2 separate regions of the Homo sapiens genome follow, and region 2 is linked to region 1. Evidence: read pairs that join two places in POLR2A ChIA-PET (ENCODE). Cell type or tissue: A673. All regions are shown on one strand. Links, peaks and the distances in the headings refer to the core of each region. The heading gives the core; the rest is flanking DNA.

Region 1 (10,434 bases), core at 2,317-6,316:
AAGGAAGGAAGGAAGGAAGGAAGGAAGGAAGGAAGGAAGGAAGGAAGGAAGGAAGGAAGAAAGGAAGGAAGGAAGGAAGAAAGGAAGAAAAGAAAGTTAGTTTACCTCATTCTCTGATTTCTATGAGGAAGAAGGCACTGAACTTTGAAAAGAGGAAAAGAACTTGGCCTTGGACCCTGCACACCCTGATTGAAACAGAGTGAATTTATCATGATGGGAGTAAGAAAATCACCTTCAGGGGGCCTTATAGGTACTGGCTGACAAGTGCCAACATCTTTCCTTACAAGAGGAATCATCCTAAAAACAGATGATCCTTTAGATTGGGAGTATATTTGTCTTCAATATCTGCAGTCGCACACCCTCTGCTTTGTCATGAGGCTCAGACTCAGACCCTCCACTGTGCAAACCTGACATCTTGTTGGGTATAACTGATCCAAATCTGAATTTCAACTTTCTTTTTTCTCTTTCCTTCCTTCCATATCCTCCTTTTTCCTTCTCTTCCTTCCTTCTTAAAAGATTTTAAAAAAAATTCTCAAAAAGTGATCATAGAGTTAACAGAGAGAAATAACCCTGGATGTAGTGCAGGGGAAAGGGATATATTGATCTTAACGAACATTAGCAGATCTCAGTTCTAATTCTGGATTTGGCACTAGGTAGCTATGTGACTTTGGACAAATCACTTCAGCTCTTTGGACTTCAGTTTTATCTTCATGACAATGAGCAGGTGATATTAGTTCATCTCTAATTTCCCTTCCAGTAGTAAGTACTTAGTGAAAGGGCTAAGAATGTAGACTTGGAGATTGGATCTGGATTACAGTACTTACTTCACCATTAAGTTGTTCTATGATCTTGAACATGTTATATAACTTTTAAACCTCAGTTTTTGTCTCTATAAAAATGCAAATTAAAAACAGCACCTACGTCATAGAACTATTGTCAGGATTTGGGAGATAAAGTATACCAAGAATTAAGAATAGTGCTTGAAACCTTGTAAGTATTCAATGAATCGTTATTATTATTTTTAACCAAAATGGATTTTTTGTTATTATAATCACAGATAGTTACTAATCTTCAAATTCAATTTCTCTGATAACAAAAAATAATGCCACATTCCACATGCCATTTGAAAAAGTAATATAAAATTGCACAATGACCAAGCTGTTTGTAAATCCTCACCTATTTACATGCTGGCAACAAGGTATCCTCTACAAAGACTAACTAAAGCAGATCAAACAGAATTAATTCTCTTCTCAGAACTATCAGTGTATGTTAGGCAATATCAGGCCTATTAAACAGATATTTGCCTTGTAGGTTTTTGTCGGTGGTTGCTGGGGTGATTATTGATTTGTTTGCAAATCTGTCCACTTTCTTTGGGGGTTTATTTCTGGGAAAACATAGACTCTTTTTCAGTGTAGATAAAACTGGTCATCACACAGTTTTCTAGATATAACTCTTGTGCCCACTGGGTCCTTACACCACGACCACGTATGTTTAAGTTTACAAAGGGAAAAGGAAGATTCTCAAAGATGTCAAATGGGGTAGAGCTTTAGCTCAAGCTGTCAAGTTGGAGTAAGCGATGCCAAAAAAAAAAAAAAAAATTCTGGCACTACAGCTGACTTTAGTAAGGAATGATTCATGCACAATCAGCCACCTTCATTATGTTCTCATTGCCGTGGAGATGATAGGGTGGAGGACACAGCTTTTCACCACCATCATAAGGCACAAGTGCTTTGATCAGGCTGGTACAGGCTGCTTGTTGAAAGCTGTTTCAAAACTACAACATTTTAGTCATAAACTCAAATCTAATCCTAGATGATCTCTAAGGTGAGCCTTAGAAATAGAAATTGCTATGTGCTTCTGTGTGAGTTGAAGAACCTCACTGAGATAACAACAGTGAGATCTTGAGCCTAATGTTTAGGGTAACACTTGATATCAGGAATTAGAAAACCACAAAGATGACAGAGAATATTATATTTATTGACTGTAATGTATGTGCATAGGCAATAAACACTCATTAAATTCTTTCAACAACCATGGGAGGTAGGTATTGTCTTCCTATTATGTATGAGAACTTAATACACCACAAGCCAAAGTCACATAATTTCTATGAGTGGAGCTGGAATTTAAACTCAGTTTGCCTCCAAACACTTTGCTTTTTTTCCTGGGATCCCAATGAATGAGGGTGGGAAGAATCCTCCAAGTCCCAAAATGTTTTACTTTTCTTTTCTTATTCAACTTCAGGAAGGCCTACGAAACCCTGCTGACTGTAGTCACAAGCAAGCATTTTTACAGATATTGGCAATGGAGGTTGCCAATTTTCTACTGGCTGTGCAGTATAGTCATAACGTTCCCAGTGTATAAATGCATGTGTAGTGGGACATAGAACGTGCTGATAGCACATGGCATACTTGTAGCCAGCCATCTTTGCATGGTAGCACCAACCTTGAAATCACCTCAGACACCAACTGAAACTCTGCAATTTGAGCAATGGCTCTGGTTTAGGTAGGGAACCAGTCTAACGCAAGGAGACATGGATCATCATGAGACTTAGAGCCCCGTGACACTCAGGGATCTATCTGAGGATGACAGAAGCAGAAAGAGAAGAGGGACACCAGTTTAGCCACACCCAACTATGTGTTTCATTAATACCTCCTTAGGAGAAAATTGACAAGTAACATCAGAACTACATGAGTTTTGCCAGTGTATTATTTTGTAACATAGCTTATAAATGTTATGCCTAAGCTAGTGGAGCCTATTAACTTTCTAATACAGGAAATATCTAAACTTATCAGCACTATCCATCAAATGGTAGGAAAAAAATGGATGATTAGAAATTACTTAATGGGTACAATGTACATTATTCAGGCAATGTATACCCTAAAGCCCTGATTTGACCAGTATGCCATCTATGCATGTAACAAAATTATACTTGTACCCCCATGAAATTAAACAAATAAAAAGAAAATAAAAAAGAAAAGGAAATCAGGAGAGATAATAAAAAATGAATGGAAAAAAATAGAAAGAAATATAACATAAATAAGATACTTTGGCAATAATCTTGGGTTTGATACGTAGAAGGAAGTTACCCACTGACTGGCATCGTCTGAACCCCATGCAGATAATCTGTATCAGGACTTCCAATTTCCCCAACCATCAGTTCTCCCATTGTGAACTGGCAGAGGTAACTCAATAAGGGCTTTGCACAATTTAGAAAAAATGTGGCACTTTCTTAATTAGGATCTAGGCAGATCCTGTTGCCTAGTTGGAGGGCTGGATTAGAAGCCAAAGCCTGATTTAGCTCTACCACTAACATCGCTCTATGTGGCTCAAAACATCTATAATTTAACTCAGGAAATATTGGGAGAAAAACCATGCCCTACTTATTTGATAAAAGCACTAAATATATCTAAAATACCCATGGCTTTTCCTCTCTAGCACTTGTGCTTCCCCTACGAACTTTGTCCCTTAGGGAAGAAGGGATATGGTTGAGAAGGAGTACGTGAGGCAATATGGCTTACTGGTTGTGAGCTTGAACTTTAGAGTTAGAAAGGTGCTGGTTCTGATCCCTGCTCTGGGGAACAGACAAATGCATCATCTGGAAACTGGTACTAATAGCTCCCAGCACGAACGGTGATTGTGGAAATTAAGCAGTACAATACTTAGCATACTACCTGATACACAGTGAGTGCCTAATACATGGTAGGTTTTAATATAATATTCAGTTTTAAAGCAAATTTGTTGAGTGAGATCCAATGCAATGCAAATCCAATTAGAAGACTGATAAAATAAGCAAACCAATTTTCATACACATAGAAGTTCATCAACATCCACAAAGGAGCCCAGAACAAGAATCTACTGAACTTGCACCACCCTCTGAGCCATATCCTGGACTTTTGGTAGAAAGGATGAACAAGAAACCATTCTTGGTCCTAGAGACATTATCGGAACGGAAGCGAAAGGGTCTTGGAAAAAAATATTCCTGCCATTCACACACAGCATTACCAGAGGGTTATTTTATACTCATAACATATTAATCTTCAAAAAGTTATCTTACTTTTAAAGATTAGAAAAGGTCACACTTTAAACATGTTCAGGAAATGTGGTTCTGTCCCAAAATACATTTCAAGATCCCTCCTGTGCATTATATTTCTTTTCCTTCCAAAAGAAGCTCTTACTCATCAATGCCATAAACCACAACAGCTGAGGATAGATTACAGAAGTTTGATTTGAAAACAACCCTCAGCACATATGTGTAAACAGAAACCAATTGTCATTTTTTGACTAGAATTTGCTCTCTCATTCCCTCTCTGCCTACTGACAGAATGGAAACTTTTTTTTTTTTTCTGACAGGAGAAAAGCAGGCTTCATCTCAGCCACTTCATCTTCTGTGTTCATCTGCTGGAGGTTTGAAAGCCTGTGTAGTCAAGAGGCCTTGAGCTGAGTTAGTCACCTCCCGAGGATAGGAAGCAGGTGTTTCAGACATTTCATGGTCCAATGGTCAGACCCAGTCAGAATTCCTTCCCATCTGCCAGAGTCAAGGCTTCAACCCCACCACTCTGACGACTTTGCAGATCCCCCAGTTTGAAGATATCTCTACCTCTGCAGGGCTTCTCTATCATTGTTTTTCTGCACTTGTGTATACAGCCGATAGTGCCCTGCATAGGTTTCTTGGGCATTTCTGCCTTTTTCAATGAGGATTGTTAGCCACCTACAGGCAGAAGAGCAACATTTATCCTTGCTTTTCCCATAGGCTTTAATACAGAGCATGACACATGTAAGTACCATACACTTATGCTTTAATGAAATAGGTGAATGAATCCAGGTGTCCCAGGAAAGGAGGTTAAAGGATTAAGATGAACTTTCAATTTTCTGACTCACTTTGTTCAATAAATTAATGTCACTAAGTGGCTAATCCAATTCTGTCCTACCTAACACAGGTCTGCAAATTGAAGGTCCTGCCACCACCTGCACAAGCCCTCCAAACAGTGGCAAAGAGAAGCACTGGAAGACAGACTAGTCCAGAAAAGTGGCTGTTGACCAACCTTCCTCATTCTTGTATCTTTGCACCCTTCTTTGGGTTCACTTATACCTTCTTCACATATTCCATTTTATAGGATATCTATGTTGCTCTAATTCTTAACCCACCCCATTGCCGCTTCCTTTCTTCTACATGACTCCTAGCTATTCTCTTCCACCTTCACAAAGCACTTGTCTTTGCATTGCACATCTGGTAATGAACCTTTTTGTGTCATCCTGGAATGAATGTGAGAAATATTACTAGGCACATTCATTGTAGTTTGTATATCCTGGAATGAATGTGAGAAATATTACTAGGCACATTCATTGTAGTTTGTATATCCTTCCTTACTCTGGGGCAACCTACAGTCTTCCCAACTATGATCTTGCAGATGAAGTGGGATTGAATACAGAAGATAAATGTCACAGGCTCTTCTCTGGGCCATGTTCTGGACATTTAAGCCAATAAAACAGAGTGGACAATCCTGATGTGATGTTAAGGGGACTAAGAGCTCCACTGACATGCAAATATTATCACAAGTCTCAGAATTCTTTTTGTATCTCTCAGAGAAAATATATTAGGATATTTTTAGCTATAAACATCTGGATGTGAATTGTTCTCTAAGATTTGCCAATCAATCACTTAGCAGGCCTTAAGCAGATGAAATCAAACATTTATTTGTCATTTGTGTCCATTCATTTATTCACGCATTCACTCACTTTTCTTTTTGTTAATCCCTTCCTTTTAAGCTTAAAAAAATTAAGATTAAAGCAATAAATATTTTATCTACATGTTGGCAAATATTTTCTCATTTTTCTCTGTTTTCCAGTTTTCTTTAAAGGAAAACATTCTGTGTTAGGAAAACATTATTAAAACATGATGAGAAGAAGATACTTCAGAAAGGTCTGAAACGCATGGCTCTACTAGAAATGATAGGGTCTCATGGGGTCACTATTGAGGCTTTGGACAGTTAGAAGTTTGCATAAAGGCAGGATAAGGAGTGCAGGGGCCATTGGGCCGGTAAGTGCTAAAGAAAGACATACTACAAGGATCACTAAAACAAAACAAACCAAACAAATAACAACAACAACAAAAAACATTTACCATTCTGTTGGTCTCTCTCTCTGGTTCTTGGCAAATACAAGAGACCACCAACCTGGGGAATTAATCAAGAATGCTTCTCATGCCAGAACCACTTGGTAACTTTTCAAAGCAAATTCAGTGAAGGCTCAAGTGCCAAGATCACCTGATTCCCTATGCTCCGTGGAAGTGAGCTTCAAGAAAGTGCAGCAGATGTGGCGTTTTGTGCTGAAAAGACACCATCCCTCAAGAGCCTGAGGCAGGGCTGGGGCAGCAGCAGCAAGGCTGGGATTGGGACAGGGATTAAACAAAAGGGACTTTCAGCCCTTGGAGTCTGGGAATCTCTGCTGTTCTCACATTTGAATAAGGGACTTCTAAAGGAAGGGCACTGCAAGGGCCACTCCTCATAGTTAGCCATATGCAGCTGTTACTAGGAATGTCATCGGACCTGCCATCGTTATCCCTGACACCTCTAATGGCAGCCACCCACCATCAGCCCTTCATATCTTGATTGCGCATCAGACACCTGGTCTACCTGTCTACATGATTTCTGAGAGGCATGTGCACTTTCTCTTCTTGTCTCTTTTATGGGCTATTTGCATTAGCATTTAAATTAAAAAGTTACAGGGGCTCATAAGAACATGAAATTCAAGGCACAGGAACTGTACAGTTCAATAACTTTTCTATGTTTCCCCCTTATTTCATATAGCACTAATGTTAGATGTGTATCTGTTGCACTGAAGAGAATCATTATTCGATAAGGTGAAAATATGACTTAGCAAAAGTAATAATACCAAGGTCCTGAATTCACTGAATTCTGGGCTTGCAATCCTGTAGCACTGAAAGTGAATTGATCTGAATAAGTCCTTAAATCCTGAATCACTTTTAAACATTACCATCACATTTATTCTGCCCACACCAGATGCTAACACTCTCCTCTAAACCCAATCCTCATTAAACCTAATTTTAGCTCAAGGCCTTTTCCATGATGCCAGGCTGACTTCCTCCAAGGGTTTTCATTTGAGGCCCTTTCTCCCACCAAGAATGTTCCCACCTCTTCACTGAGTAAAATTCCTCACATCTTTCAAGACCTGCTTTAACCTCTTAGCTCAAATTTATCTTTATTTCTCCTCAATTACTATTGTTACTATCTGGCCCCATGATTTCCCATGTAAAATTTCTGGCCTTGTCTGGGTCATTGATTTCACGTGTTCATTTCTTCTGATGACCTAAATGAGAGCTTCTCAAACTTTGGTATCATTAAGAGTCACCCCCAGGAAGGTGCCCCAAAATCCATTCCAAGGTGTGCAGTCAGGTCTGGAGATGGGCATTTTTAACACTCATTGTGGTATTCTGGTGTAGGAGACTGTGGACCATACTTTAAGAAATGCTCCCCTAGATCCTCAACTGGTTAGATCAAGATCACATGGCTTGCCTGGCACTGTGCCTCTAAGGAGCCACTACATCCTGGTAAGCACAGTCTGGGCATTCCAGAACAGCAACATCACAGGGCTTTCCTTGGGTCTAGAGATTGAGTTTCTTCAATTGTGTGCCAGCTCTGAGCCTTGCTCTATTCCTCTTGACTCTCTTTCCTTGAGAACCGATTCCCCAATCTATGCAACATCCCCATCTTGGTGCCTTGTTTTTTTCTAAATGCACAACCATTATTTAAAAATGTACAGGATATGCAAAACCGAAAAATAATGTGGACATTTGGAAAAATACAACTTTGTCAGAGGTTGAAACACACAATGGTTAAATACATTGTCAACTCCTGGCTCTGCCTCTTCCAAGGAGGGGACATTAGAAAAGTCACTCAGTCTTCCTTTACCTAAGCTCTCCTCACCTGTAAAATGGGAATAACAAAGTGCTTACTTTATGAAATTATTGTTACTTATGGGATTGTTATATATAAAACTCTGATATGGTATGTATATGTTCTTATGAAACTAATATAATTCCCATATATGTATTTATTTTTATAGCAAACATTCAGAGGAAGAAAAAATGGGTTTTAATAAGAAATTAAGGAGGTGGAAATAACAATAAGTGGACAAGTGAATTTCAGGTTCCACATTAAAGCAGACTTCATGTTTCTATGCAGGATCCTCTCACTCTAAATGGAAATAAAAGTCACTGAAAAAATGACAAATGCCCTGGGGTATTTGGCAAAAGGAATGATCTTCTTATCTCAGATTATAGTTGAATTCCTAGGAAATGTCTTTCTTCTTTAACGTTATAGTTTCCTTTATTTCACCAGGTGCACATTAAGATCCACAGATTTGATTCTCAAACACATGACTGTAGCCAATTCCTTGGTCGTACTCTCTAATCAAGTCCTACAGACAATGGCTGCTTTGAAGTTGAAATATTTCCTCAGTGACACTGGATGAAAACTTGTTTTCTATGTTCACAGAGTGGGCAGAGGTATGTGCATTGCCAGTAGCTGCTTTCTGAATATCTTGCAGGCCAAGATAATCAGCCCCATGAATTTCAAGTGGGCAGAGCTGAAGCTACAAGCTCCTAAATGCACTGGACTCTCCAACACCCTGTGCTGCATCCTGAACATGATGGTAAATAGCATTGTCTCTATGCATGTGACTGGCGAGTGATCAGCAAAAGCAGCACAAAGAAGAATCCACTGGGCGCCGGGGCTCACGCCTGTAATCCCAGCACTTTGGGGAACTGAAGAGGGTGGATCACGAGGTCAGGAATTTGAGACCAGCCTGGCCAACATGGTGAAACCCCGTCTCTACTAAAAATACAAAAATTAGCCTGGCCTGGTGGCGTGCACCTGTAATCCCAGCTACTGGGGAGGCTGAGGCAGGAGAATCACTTGAACCTAGGAGGCAGAGGTTGCAGTGATCCGAGATCGCGTCACTATACTCCAGCCTGGGTAACAGGGTGAGACTCCATCTCAAAAAAAAAAAAAAAAAAAAGAAAGAAAGAAAGAAAGAAAAAGAAAAAGGATCTCGGATACTGTTTTTCACTAGATAATAACAGGATTACTACATACAACATTGTCGTCATCCTAGGATATTTTGTATTGGAGCTTATGACATGCGCCAGCAGCTCCAAGGATCTATTGGGTATCTCTGAACTCAGGGGAGAATCTGGGGGAGAGGTTGCACCTGTGAATGTGTTGGACCCACTGCTTGTGACTGTATAGGATGAAAACCACCTTGGTCTTTGACTCAACCTTCTGTCCCCATCTCCCCTAACCAAAACCTGGGCCTGCCTCCTGCTTCTGGCATCTTTGAGCCATTTGGAAATGCCTTCCCAGATAGTTGGCCATAACTTTACTTTCGTTTGAGTTGGCCATTGCAAACCTTTTGGACGTACGTAACTTCTGAGGGAAAAGCCACCCTGCCTGCTCCAGCCTCAAAAACACTGCTTGCACTAGTATAATGATCTCTACCTTGTCTGCCTACAGAGGCCATTTTCATGTTTATTAGTTTATCTATTCATTTCATGTATGAGATTACATGGCTTTTACTAGGTAAAAATGGAGAAGAGCTACATTCTCAAGATACACCAGGGGTATTTTTGGATTTATTAAAAAACTAATGGCAGAGGAAATTAAGATTTCTCTTTTTCCTTAACCTTGCAGAATTGTGATTTCTAGCTTTTGAAGTCTTTAATGAATTAAAAAATAGCTCCAGTAAGTGTTCTTAGCCTTTGACGATCTGTTGGTTTTAAATAATTTTCAGGACCTGGAGCAAGTGAACTAAAGAACAAAATTTGACCATTGTTTTCTTTTAGATCTTCCTCAATCAATTTTCCGGGGTCCTATAAAATTTGAAAGCGAAGAATTAATGACAGATGATGCGGACAGAGCTGCGCTATGGTCCTGCTGCTTCTTCTCGCAAAGGAACGCAGTTCCTCACCAGCAACGGAACAAAGCTGGACGGAGAATGACTTTGATGAGTTGAGAGAAGAAGGCTTCAGACGATCAAACTACTCCGAGCTACAGGAGGAAATTCAAACCAAAGGCAAAGAAGTTAAAAACTTTGAAAAAAATTTAGACGAATGTATAACTAGAATAACCAATACAGAGAAGTGCTTAAAGGAGCTGATGGAGCTGAAAGCCAAGGCTCGAGAACTACCTGAAGAATGCAGAAGCCTCAGGAGCCGATGCAATCAACTGGAAGAAAGGGTATCAGTGATGGAAGATGAAATGAATGAAATAAAGCGAGAAGGGAAGTTTAGAGACAAAAGAATAAAAAGAAACAAACAAGGCCTCCAAGAAATATGGGACTATGTGAAAAGACCAAATCTATGTCTGATTGGTGCACCTGAAAGTGACGGGGAGAATGGAACCAAGTTAGAAAACACTC
Region 2 (10,434 bases), core at 2,311-6,310, 340 kb before region 1:
GCAGCATAGCAGAGCTCTTTGCTTTCTACAGAAGCTCTTTGTGAGTTTCAGTAATGAAAATCAGCAGCCCTGACCTGTGTTGACCACATCTGTAGATTCTTCCCCCATTGGCGATTTACCATAGGTAAGCCTTCTCCCTGCAATTTCTGAGGCACAGCAGACAAGGGAAAAAGTGTGAAAAGGTTACTCATTATAAACTGAGAAATGGATAAACTCGTAATTTTTAAAACATATGAAACACATGTTCCCCAGGTAAGACCTTACACTCTAAATGTCAAGCCAGAGTGAATTCTTAATGCTGAGTTATAAAGCTCTGAAAATAGAGTTTACAATGAAAATGTTGACAGGCTCTTGGAGAGACTGTAGTATAGAAAATTTAATATGTCACCTTGTTTTACAAGATTTTACTGGCATAGAAGAAAATTAAAACATTTAACATCTTTCACTTCACCAAATTGCTTTCCTCCTCCAAACTGTGGTGCTATTTGTAGCGCTATTTCATTTGTAATCCTCCTTGTTATTGTCATTGTGCCTAACACACATTCTCAACTCAGCACTCACATTTTCTTCCTGAAGTGCTAACATGCTTACTGGGGAGGCATTATCTGGTAATCTTATTCACATTTTCTGAAGGCATGTTAAGTTATAAGAGTTGTTTGTGAGGAAAGGCTGAAATTATTTACATAACTACACAGGCAACATAAATAATGCTGATTATTAAAATATTTCCTAGAAAAACGGCTTTTAAAAAGCCCTTTTTTAAAGTGAAACGTTTGTACTACAGGTATTTACACAAATTCAAGGGAAAAATAAGACTTGGGAAAAATGGCTTAGTGTTGGAAGAAACAAATTTAGACCTTCGGGCAAAATAAAGTAACTGCTTGCAGTTTTTGAACACAAGAAACCAACAAGCGTAAAAGGAGGGATAATTGTCTAAGCCAGTTATAAATAATGAAGATTTGTGTGAAAACATAGTTGTTAATTCAAGTCATAATAAGCATGAGTCTCTTGACCCCATTATTTTTATGTCTGTAATGACCATTTACTTTTGTGATATGTTAAAGGCTGCCTGGAGTAGCTGGCCAATAGGTAGTTTACATGCCTTCCTAGAATGTAGTGAAATTGTCCCAAGGTTTGCTGACCCATAGAAAGTTCTTCAAAGCCATGACAAACTTTACTTCTGACTTTTGCTAAGTGAGGTTAAAGAGATGTGTTTCAATATCATCAAATAAAAAAATCATGAACCCTGAGTATTATCCAACTACTTTCTAGCACAGTCATTATTTGATTGATCCTATTTACTTCAGGCAGAAGTATTGATCCTACAATATTGGTGCTAAGAACTTTAAAAAGATAAATATAATCTCGTATGTTTGCAGAGGGCCCACCTAGATGGGGAAGAACAAACTTTGCATGGGAAACAGGCCAATACTCATAGAGCAGCAAAGACACAGGATATGTGTCCCCACATAGAAAAAGCCTTCTTCATGGGGATTCTCTCTTCCTATTTGCTGCAAGGTACCTGGGGAATCTTTAATACTACCCTGATTTTCTGTTTTTCATAAAGCCTCACTTATTGAGCTTTTACCATTGATGGGGACAGGGAACAGAGAAATTCTAGGCAGAAAAGGGTCGGTCCCTGACAAAATCTCACCCTCAAGCTAAAAAGCCTGAAATCACCACCTAAAAGGAGAACTTATATCCCTGTTTTCCTGCTCAAATGTTGCCTTTTCCTAAACCACCCATGGCCCCACCGCATCTCATCATGTGCCTGTAAAGACCCCATACTCAGCCAGCAGAGGGGAGAAGCAGCCGGATGATTGGAGAGAAGTGGCTTGACTTCAGAGGAACAGCTTGATGGCATAACTTCAAAAAAGAATTCAGCCAGAGATGGCCAGACTTCAAGGGAAGATTACCTACCCTTCCCCCACACTGTACTCTTTTCAGCTTCTCTTCCCACCGAGAGCCACTTTCATCGGCAATAAAATCCCCCACATTTACCATCCTTCAATTTATTCATGCAACCTTATATTTCCTGGATGCTGGACAAGAGCTTGGGAGCCATGAGTGCAGATACAGGAGGCTGTCACACTGGCTCTTTGCCTTAGTTGGCAGAGGGTAGCTATGGGCCCACTGAGCTGCTAACACTTAAGCTGTCTGCAGATGGCAGAGCTGAAAGCACTGTAACACACCCTCTGGGCCTTCCGGAATTGCAGGCACCCCACCTGGATGCTGCCATGGGGCCTGCATAGAGTTTGCTCCTGCTGGCGCCCAAAAGTGCTTGCTCTGGCTCCTGTACCTGCTCGCTTGTGCGCTCCCTCCTGTGAAGGGTGTGCAGCAGGTCTAGTGATTAGAGTTTGATCCTACCGGCACCAAAATGGCCGACTGGTTCTAGCACTTGTGTACTCCAGTTGCTGACTTGTTCACTTGTACGCTCCCTCCACAAGGAGTTGAGAGCAGTGGGCTGAGTAAAGGAAGAACCCCTGTTGCGAGTCCAGTGAAGGGGTCAGGGAAACGTCCTGCTTCACTATGTTTTAGGTCCTCTGTTCAGCATTATTTGGTAATCTTCACAATAAGCATAGAAGATAGACACTATCTCATAGCCATTAATACATGAAAAAACTAGGCCCAGAACGTTTCCATGGTTGTCCCAAGTTTGCAGAACTAGTGAATGGCCAAGAGATAGATTCTGAGGCTGACTAGCTCTGAAGCCTGTGTCCCTAACCACCGTGTTACCCCACACAACTAGCAAGGTTCTGTGGAGTCTCACTGCCTAGGGAAGCTAAGACAAATGTAACATGGTCTGTGTCTTTATGAGATCTTTGGCCAGGGAAGGAGGCGTGTTTGTCTAGGAGCCTTGTAAAGATACAGTGTAATATGCTCCATGCAATGACAGAGGGAAGGATAGATTACGGTGAGCACAAAGAAGATGGAGCCTCTCCTAGTCTAGGGGGCCAGTTAAAGGTTCCTGAAGGTGGGTTGCAAGAACTGAGTCTGAGGAAGAAAAGGCAAGAGCTAGCATGATGTATGAGAGAATAAGGCATATAGAATAAAGGGTGCAAAGCCGTGGCACCAGAATGCACATTTATCAAATTGCTGTAAAACATGAAGAGATGAGTATGGATTTGGTTACAAATGAGGCTAGAGTCTGGGTGCAGTGGCTTATGCCTGTAATCCTAGCACTTTGGGAGGCCAAGGCAGGAGGATCACTTGAGGTCAGGAGTTCAAAACCAGCCTGGCCAACATGGTGACCCCATCTCTACTAAAAATACAAAAAAAAAAAAAAAAAATTAGCCAGGAGTGCTAGCACATGCCTGTAATCCCAGATACTCAGGTGGCTGAGGCAGGAGAATTACTTGGCTTGAACCTGGGAGGCGGAGGTTGCAGTGAGCTGAGATCACATCACTGCACTCCGGCCTGGGCAACATGAGCAATGATCTGTCTCAAAAAAAAAAAAAGAAAAAAAAGAAAAGAAAATGAGGCTAGAGGTATAGGCAGGACTCAGATGCTAAAAGACATTTAGGCCACCAGAAAGAGTTCTCATTCTTCTATGGTATGCTGATGTGACTCTATGGGGTCTGACATTATATACAGAGCCTGAAAAATTGTTATTTTGGACCTAAGAGGAATCCCAAGATAGTTCATGGAGTGATATCTACTAGAAACTTCTTTTTACAGACAGCAGAAGAGACACAAATCAGTACATGGAAAATTGTCTTAGACTATGTGTATTACTATAAAGGAATGTCTGAGGTTGGATAACTTATAAAGAAAAAACGTTCATTTGGCTTTCGGTTTTGAAAGCTGTGCAAGAAACATGGTGCCAACATCTACTTCTGATAAGGGCCTCAAGCTGCTTCCATTTGTGGCAGAAGGTGAAGGGAAGCCAGCATGTACAGACATCACATGATAAGAGAGGAAACAAGAGGGAGAGGGAGGAGACACCAGGCTCTTTTTAACAACCAGCTCTCCTGGGAACTAATAAAGCAAGAGCTCATTTATCACTGTGAGGATGGCACTGAGCCATTCTGAGAAATCCACTGTCATAACACAAACACCTCCCATTAGGCCCCACCTTGTGGATCAAATTTCAACACGAGGTTTGGAGGGGATGAATATCCAAACCATAGTCAGAAACCCAGGACATGGATGAGATGCATTCCTCTAGGTTTCCATGTATAAGATTCTCTCTGACAAATGCCTATGGCTATTCATTAACAGTGTCAACTCGTCACTATTCTTATCAGAGTAGGCAGTAGGCTTCAATGATATTTACAAGTTAAGAAGAACCCAGCTCTATATGCTCAGTCAATAGCAGTAAAACAAATCCTGGCTTACAATGTTTAGGTCCAGGCTAATAAAATGCTCTTGAATATACCAGTTTCTATCAAAATGTTCATACCGTTTGATTAAGTCATTACACCACTAGGTAAGAAGAAGACTTGTCAAAGGTATGTACAGAAGAGCATTTACTAAATACAAGAACATTCATTAATGAATTATTAGCAAAAGCAAAAATTCAGAAACAAATAGAATAGCTTTCAATATGTGAATCATAAACCATGAAATATTATGCAGGAATTAAAAACCATGAAACTGATCTGTAAGAACAAATATAGGAAGATGCCCAAGATATATCATTAAGTGAAAAAACAAGCCACAGGATAATCAGATAATCTCATTTATGTTAAATAGCAAAGACAGGAAGTAGATAAGTGTTTTCCAGAGCAGGAGCAGAAGGGGAGATAGGAGTGATGAAAATGTTATGGAATTAGATAGTGGTGGTGGTTGCACGATTTTATGAATATTCTAATAGTGACTGGATTATATACTTTTAAAGGGTAAATGTTATGGTATATAAACTATTTCCCAATAAAAACAAATAAACAAATCCCAGATATTCACAATGTGTATACTGAGGTGGAAGAGAACATTTATTTTATCTGCAATTACATATTCCAAACCTGGCCACTCCTGGGCTGGGACATAACTGGAAACAACTTTAGAAAAATAGCCACAAGGTTGGCTCATGGAGTGCCCAATGCACTGTGGGATTCAAAGGATGCTCCTGGAACCTGTGCCTTCTGCATCAAAGAAATACTAATTATTTTTTATGTCATGTTTCAGCCTTTGGAGATGAATTCCTTTGCAAAAGGGACCACAAAAATCCAATCCAATAAAACCAACCAGCACTGAAATTTAATGTTGAAGCTATATAGGCTTTATTAATCTTTAACATACTTTCTTAAATAGGTTTCTAGTTGGTGAAGTGTTTCAGGTAAAATCTTAGTAAATGAACCTGATGAGCAGCCTGTTTCAAGGGTGATAAAGCCTCAGGGTTACAATGAAACTGATTTTTTAAAGCAGATTTTTAAAATGTGTATGAAAAGAACAGGAGTTATAAATCAACAAGCAGATTTTATGACCATGGTGTTCATCAGTAGATTGAAGATACAGAAGCTTATCTAGGAAGAGCCATCTAAATGGAAAGGTGTGTGAATGTGTCTGTGTACTGTGTTTATATCTAAATATCTCTGGGTAACCTAAGTTAGGATGTAAATAGTGTAAACTCATTCCTTTACAGATCATCACGGGAAATATGCAGATGTGATAGAATACAGATCCTGTCACACAAACTATATCCCACATATATGACCATCTTTTTTTTAAGTTGTGATCTCACTCTGTTGCCCAGGCTGGAGTGCAGTGGTGCAATCATAGATCATTGCAGCCTCAAACTCCTGGGCTCAAGCAACCTCCCACTTCAGCCTCCTAAGTAGCTAGGACTGCAGGCATGTACTACCATACCTGGCTAATTTTTAAATCTTATGTAGAGATGGGACTTTGCTATGTTGCTCAGACTGGTCTCAAACTCCTGTCTTTAAGTGATCCTCCTGCTTCAGCCTCCCAAAGTGTTGGGATTACAGGCATGAGCCACCACTCCCAGCCCCAGATATACTGAGACCTATCAAATATTTTTTAAATTTTTGTTTAAAAAATGTTTGTTTTTTTTTTTTTGAGATAAGGTCTCACTCTGTCACTCAGACTGCAGTGCAGTGGCACACTCACAGCTTACAGCAGCCTTGATCTCCTGGCTCAAGTGATCCTTCTGCCTCAGCCTCCCAAGTAGCTGGGACTACAGGCATGCACCACCATAGCCAGGTAATTTTTTATTTTTTTGTAGAGACAGTGGTCTCACTATGTTGCCCATGCTGATCTTGAATTCCTGGGCTCAAGCAATCCTGCCATCTCAGCCTCCCAAATGTTGGGATTACAGGCATGAGCCACCATGCCCAGCCTATCAAACTATTTAAATGTGACTTTTCTCTGACACATGCTCATTGGGATTCTGAAGGTAGACATGCTACTCTGAGAAACCAAACTTTGAGGCTTAACTGCCCTCCAGAAATTAGAACTCCATAGCTCCATCTGGCCCAATTAGAGATACCTGAGTTACATTTCACAATAAGCGCTGGTTAAGAACCTGTGATAAATTCTGTGGACCTAAAAGCTGCTCCTCAGATGCTGTGGAAATTCTTTTTTTTCCTTCTTCTTTTTTTTTTTCTTTTTTTTTTTTTTTTTGAGACAGAGTCTCACTCTTTCACCCAGGCCAGACTGCAGTGGCGCTATCTCGGCTCACTGCAAGCTCTGCCTCCTGGGTGCACGACATTCTCCTACCTCAGCCTCTCGAGTAGCTGAGACTACAGAGGGAATTTTTCAAACAAGGTTTTTCAGTGGAAGCGCTTTGACCTTTGAGGCTAAGGCTCTGTCTTTTAACAGGAAACTTCCAAAGAACTCTGGGCTAGAGCACTAAGAGTCACAGGTGTGTGTGTGTGCATGGGTTTGTGTTTGTTCATTCCCAGTATAACATAGAATGAAAAGATAAATTTGGAAATTTGGGACCTACTCTGATTATTGAATTTCTATCAGAAATATTTATCATTGTTGTTTTATTGTTATTGTTTTATGTTAACTTCATGATTCAAGGTCCAAAACAACTGATTTGCTAGGTCAAAATTATCTCGCTCTTTCATGAATCCAAATGGCTTTTTCTGATTTATTCTCTTACCTCTACCAAATAATAGGCAAATTTAGCAATGATAGGCATAATGACTGATATGATTTGACTGTGTCCCAACCAAAATCTAATCTTGAATTACCATATGTTGTGGGAGGGACCCTGTGGGAGGTAATTGAATCATGGAGGCAGGTCTTTCCCATACTGTTCTCATGGTAGTGAATAACTCTCACAAGATGTGATGGTTTTAAAAAGGGGAGTTACCTTGCACAAGCTCTCTCTTTGCCTGCCACCATCCATGTAAGATGTGACTTGCTCCTCCTTGCCTTCCGCCATGATTGTGAGGCCTCCCCAGCCATGTAGACTGTAATAAACCTCTTTTTCTTCCCAGTCTCTGGTATGTCTTTATCAGCAGTGTGAAAATGGACTAATACAATGACCAATGTATTAGACTGCTTATTATAGAGTATGCAGATATAGATTATAAATATAAAGACTGTTAACAATAACTTTTTACAGGGAGATAAGTAATTGTGTTCACTAACTGTATTCATTACTTTCATCTATATATACTGCTTATGACAGTAGACGTTTAAGATGGTTGAAGTACCATACACTGAGATTTTCCATGATTTCCTCTAATTAATTTACTTGGCTTCCAGGACACACTCTAGGTTTTGATGTCTCTTTACTTTGTAGAAAAGCTTTGTATCTAATATTAATATCTTAATTCAAATGTGTTTGTATACAGTTATTGAGTCCAAATAATATATTTTACCATACACATAAAAATAGGACAAAAATCAGTACCAGAAATAGGTTCATAAAGTTATTATCCATCATTATTTCATCAGAATTGTATAACTGTGCTATCTAATGTAATGCTACAATTATTCTACTTAATGATGGGGTGCAGGACATGCTACACCAAAATGTGGTGGTTTGGAGGTCACGCTCTGACTATCTCCCACCTTTCTATGTGAGAGCTGTCCATAAAAGAAACCCTCATGTGACAGGAGTCCTGCCCCATAGCCGGGGAAGTGATATGGTCTGCTTCTGTGTCCCCACCCAAATCTCATCTTGAATTGTAACCCAAATTGTAATCCCCACGTGTTGTGGGAGGGACCTCGTGGGAGGTGATTGAGCCATGGGGGTTGTTCCCCAATGCTGTTCTCATGATAGTGAGTTCTCATGAGATCTGATGGTTTCATGAGTGGCTTTCCCCCACTTCACTCTGCACTTCTCTCATTCTTCTCCTTCCTGCTGCCATGTGAAGAAGGATATGTTTGCTTCCCTTTCCACCATGATTACAAGTCTCCTGAGGCTTCCCCAGCCCTGCAGAACTGTGAGTCAATTAAACCTCTTTCCTTTATAAACTACCCAGTCTTGGGCAGTTCTTTATAGCAGTGTGAGAACAGACTAATACAGGAAGGAATATCATACAGAGGTGCAGACAATTATTTGAACAATCAGACCTTACTCAAGTTCCCCCAGTTTATTTCCATTTGTCTATGCTCTCTGTCCAATCATGTTTTTCCACAATTCTCCACTTCTCTGATAAGACTTAGCATAAAAATATAAAGCTTTCCCTAGGGGTTTGGGTCTTCATTTCTGAAAGTTACTTGTGTATAACTTTGTTTAAATAAATTTGTTATGCTTTTTTCTTGTTAATCTGTGTTTTGTTAAAGATTAACAAGATTAACAGTGTAATATATTTTCCTTGTGATGTAAAGGAACAGATATTACATTATTTTCTCTCACATTACTATGATTTGAATCTTTTTTATCTTGACGTTTTTCAAGAAACTTAAATTTTTGTATTCCAAAAAGGTTTTCTAAAATTCAAAAGAGTTTTTGGTTACTATTACTGAGTTGTGTTAGATGTTTCTCTTGCATTTTCATTACAGTACCAGCAAAATCGAACTGTAGACAGCTTAAGAGTTGAATAAAAGAACAGAGCTCTTAAGATACTGATTAAATTTAGAATGAATAATTAGCTATTTCCATTGTCACATGAATTAGAATTCATAACAAAGAAAAGGAAATGAAAGGTTGAAAATTTTTTTTAGGTTATTTTGTTGATGTTTCTACTATAAAAAGCCTTGTCAAGTTCTCTATTGTAAATTTTATAATGTAGAAGATGTCTTTTCACTCTGCATATTTTTCAGGAATATATTTGTATTTTAATTTTATTGCAGAGTTAATTGACTTAGGAAGGAGGCAACTAAAACCCTACTCTTTAAAATGCAATTATTTAAGTTGAGGGTGTGGGGGCTGTGTGATGGAATAGGCGTTGGGGAAATATTGGTGATGGCTGTATCTCAATTTGATTTAGCAATAAAATTAAAGAAAAATGATAAGACTAGTAAACATATAACAGTTACTTATAAGACCACATTTATTTCTTATTTTTTCTTTCTCTCATGCTTTAACTACAAAACAATGGGAACATTTAGCTAAATGAAGATCATTAAGTCATTAAGAATTACAGAGTCAGAGCAATTTAATTTTCTGCTTATCATTTGAAAATAAACAATATCTCTATAAATGTAAAATGGAAAGCTCTGCACTGTAACCAAACCTTCCCAAATAGAATTCTGAGCGTATTCAAGGGCCCTGGGATACATTTTCCAGACTGCTGCACAGGATGAAGTTGACCTTCTAGGCAAAATTCTTATATTTGCTCCTGTAGAGAGAAGGAATATAAACATTTTTCTTGGTGTTTCCTTTATATAACATTTGAGTGACCTGAGGCAATGTGGTTTATTCTTCCTTCTCTTCAGTTAAGGTTTTTTTTTTTCAGGTTCTTTTAAGTAAGAACATAAAGGTCAGGTTATCATTTCACAAAATGCTTCATTCTAGCTTCTCTCACCATAATATGCTTTCACTAATTATTTCATAACTCATTTAAATGGGAGGCATTCTAGAAGAGAATTCACTGAAACAACTCCTCAAGTAATTAATTATTTTTTAAAAACACAGGGGAATTTTAATTATAATGCAGGTGTTATTTAAAAGCAGAGTGTGACAATTTGCATCTTGAACATCTATTGTAATAGGGAAGAAAAAAATATGTCCCTGAATGAAATAACAAGTCAAGAAATGCAATTTAGTTGGCCTTTTATTTTCTTGATTTTTAAGAAGCAGAAAAAAAATATGCAAACTTCGCCTGAATTGTAAAACCACTTAGAAAGATAAAAGATTACCAAATTGTGTTCCTAGAAAGATCATTATTTATGAGCTTATTTTAAAAATTATATGCTGTCTGTTTTTCTGACACAGATTTGTCATGTGTCACTATTGAATGTATAGCTATGATAGCAAAATCTTCTCATCTTAGAAGAAAACATCTAAATCATAGTGTTTCCCACAAGGAGTTGACATTTTCAAGGGACTAAGTGGATAAATCGATTTTC

Evidence for each region. Peaks named below come from ENCODE experiments on the same cell type or tissue, not always from the same donor. Only the 100,000 strongest peaks of a DNase experiment are listed, where the experiment ranks them.
Region 2: POLR2A ChIA-PET joins it to region 1 with 5 read pairs; 1 of 35 experiments calls an interaction of 5 or more read pairs at or near these places.

Annotation. Positions count from the first base shown.
Region 1 is chr18:52,417,461-52,427,894 of GRCh38, reverse strand. The region is part of intron 1 of DCC (DCC netrin 1 receptor); the gene reads right to left. It also overlaps the pseudogene VN1R76P. Among named protein-coding and RNA genes, the nearest start is that of DCC, 82 kb to the right of the region's middle. In A673, for the core only: a CTCF peak has its summit at 4,714; DNase peaks (open chromatin) are centred at 3,194 and 4,684; H3K4me3 peaks cover 811 bases; H3K27ac peaks cover 4,000 bases.
Region 2 is chr18:52,758,057-52,768,490 of GRCh38, reverse strand. The region is part of intron 2 of DCC (DCC netrin 1 receptor); the gene reads right to left. Among named protein-coding and RNA genes, the nearest start is that of DCC, 420 kb to the right of the region's middle. In A673, for the core only: no CTCF peak of the experiment used is centred there; DNase peaks (open chromatin) are centred at 4,010 and 4,700.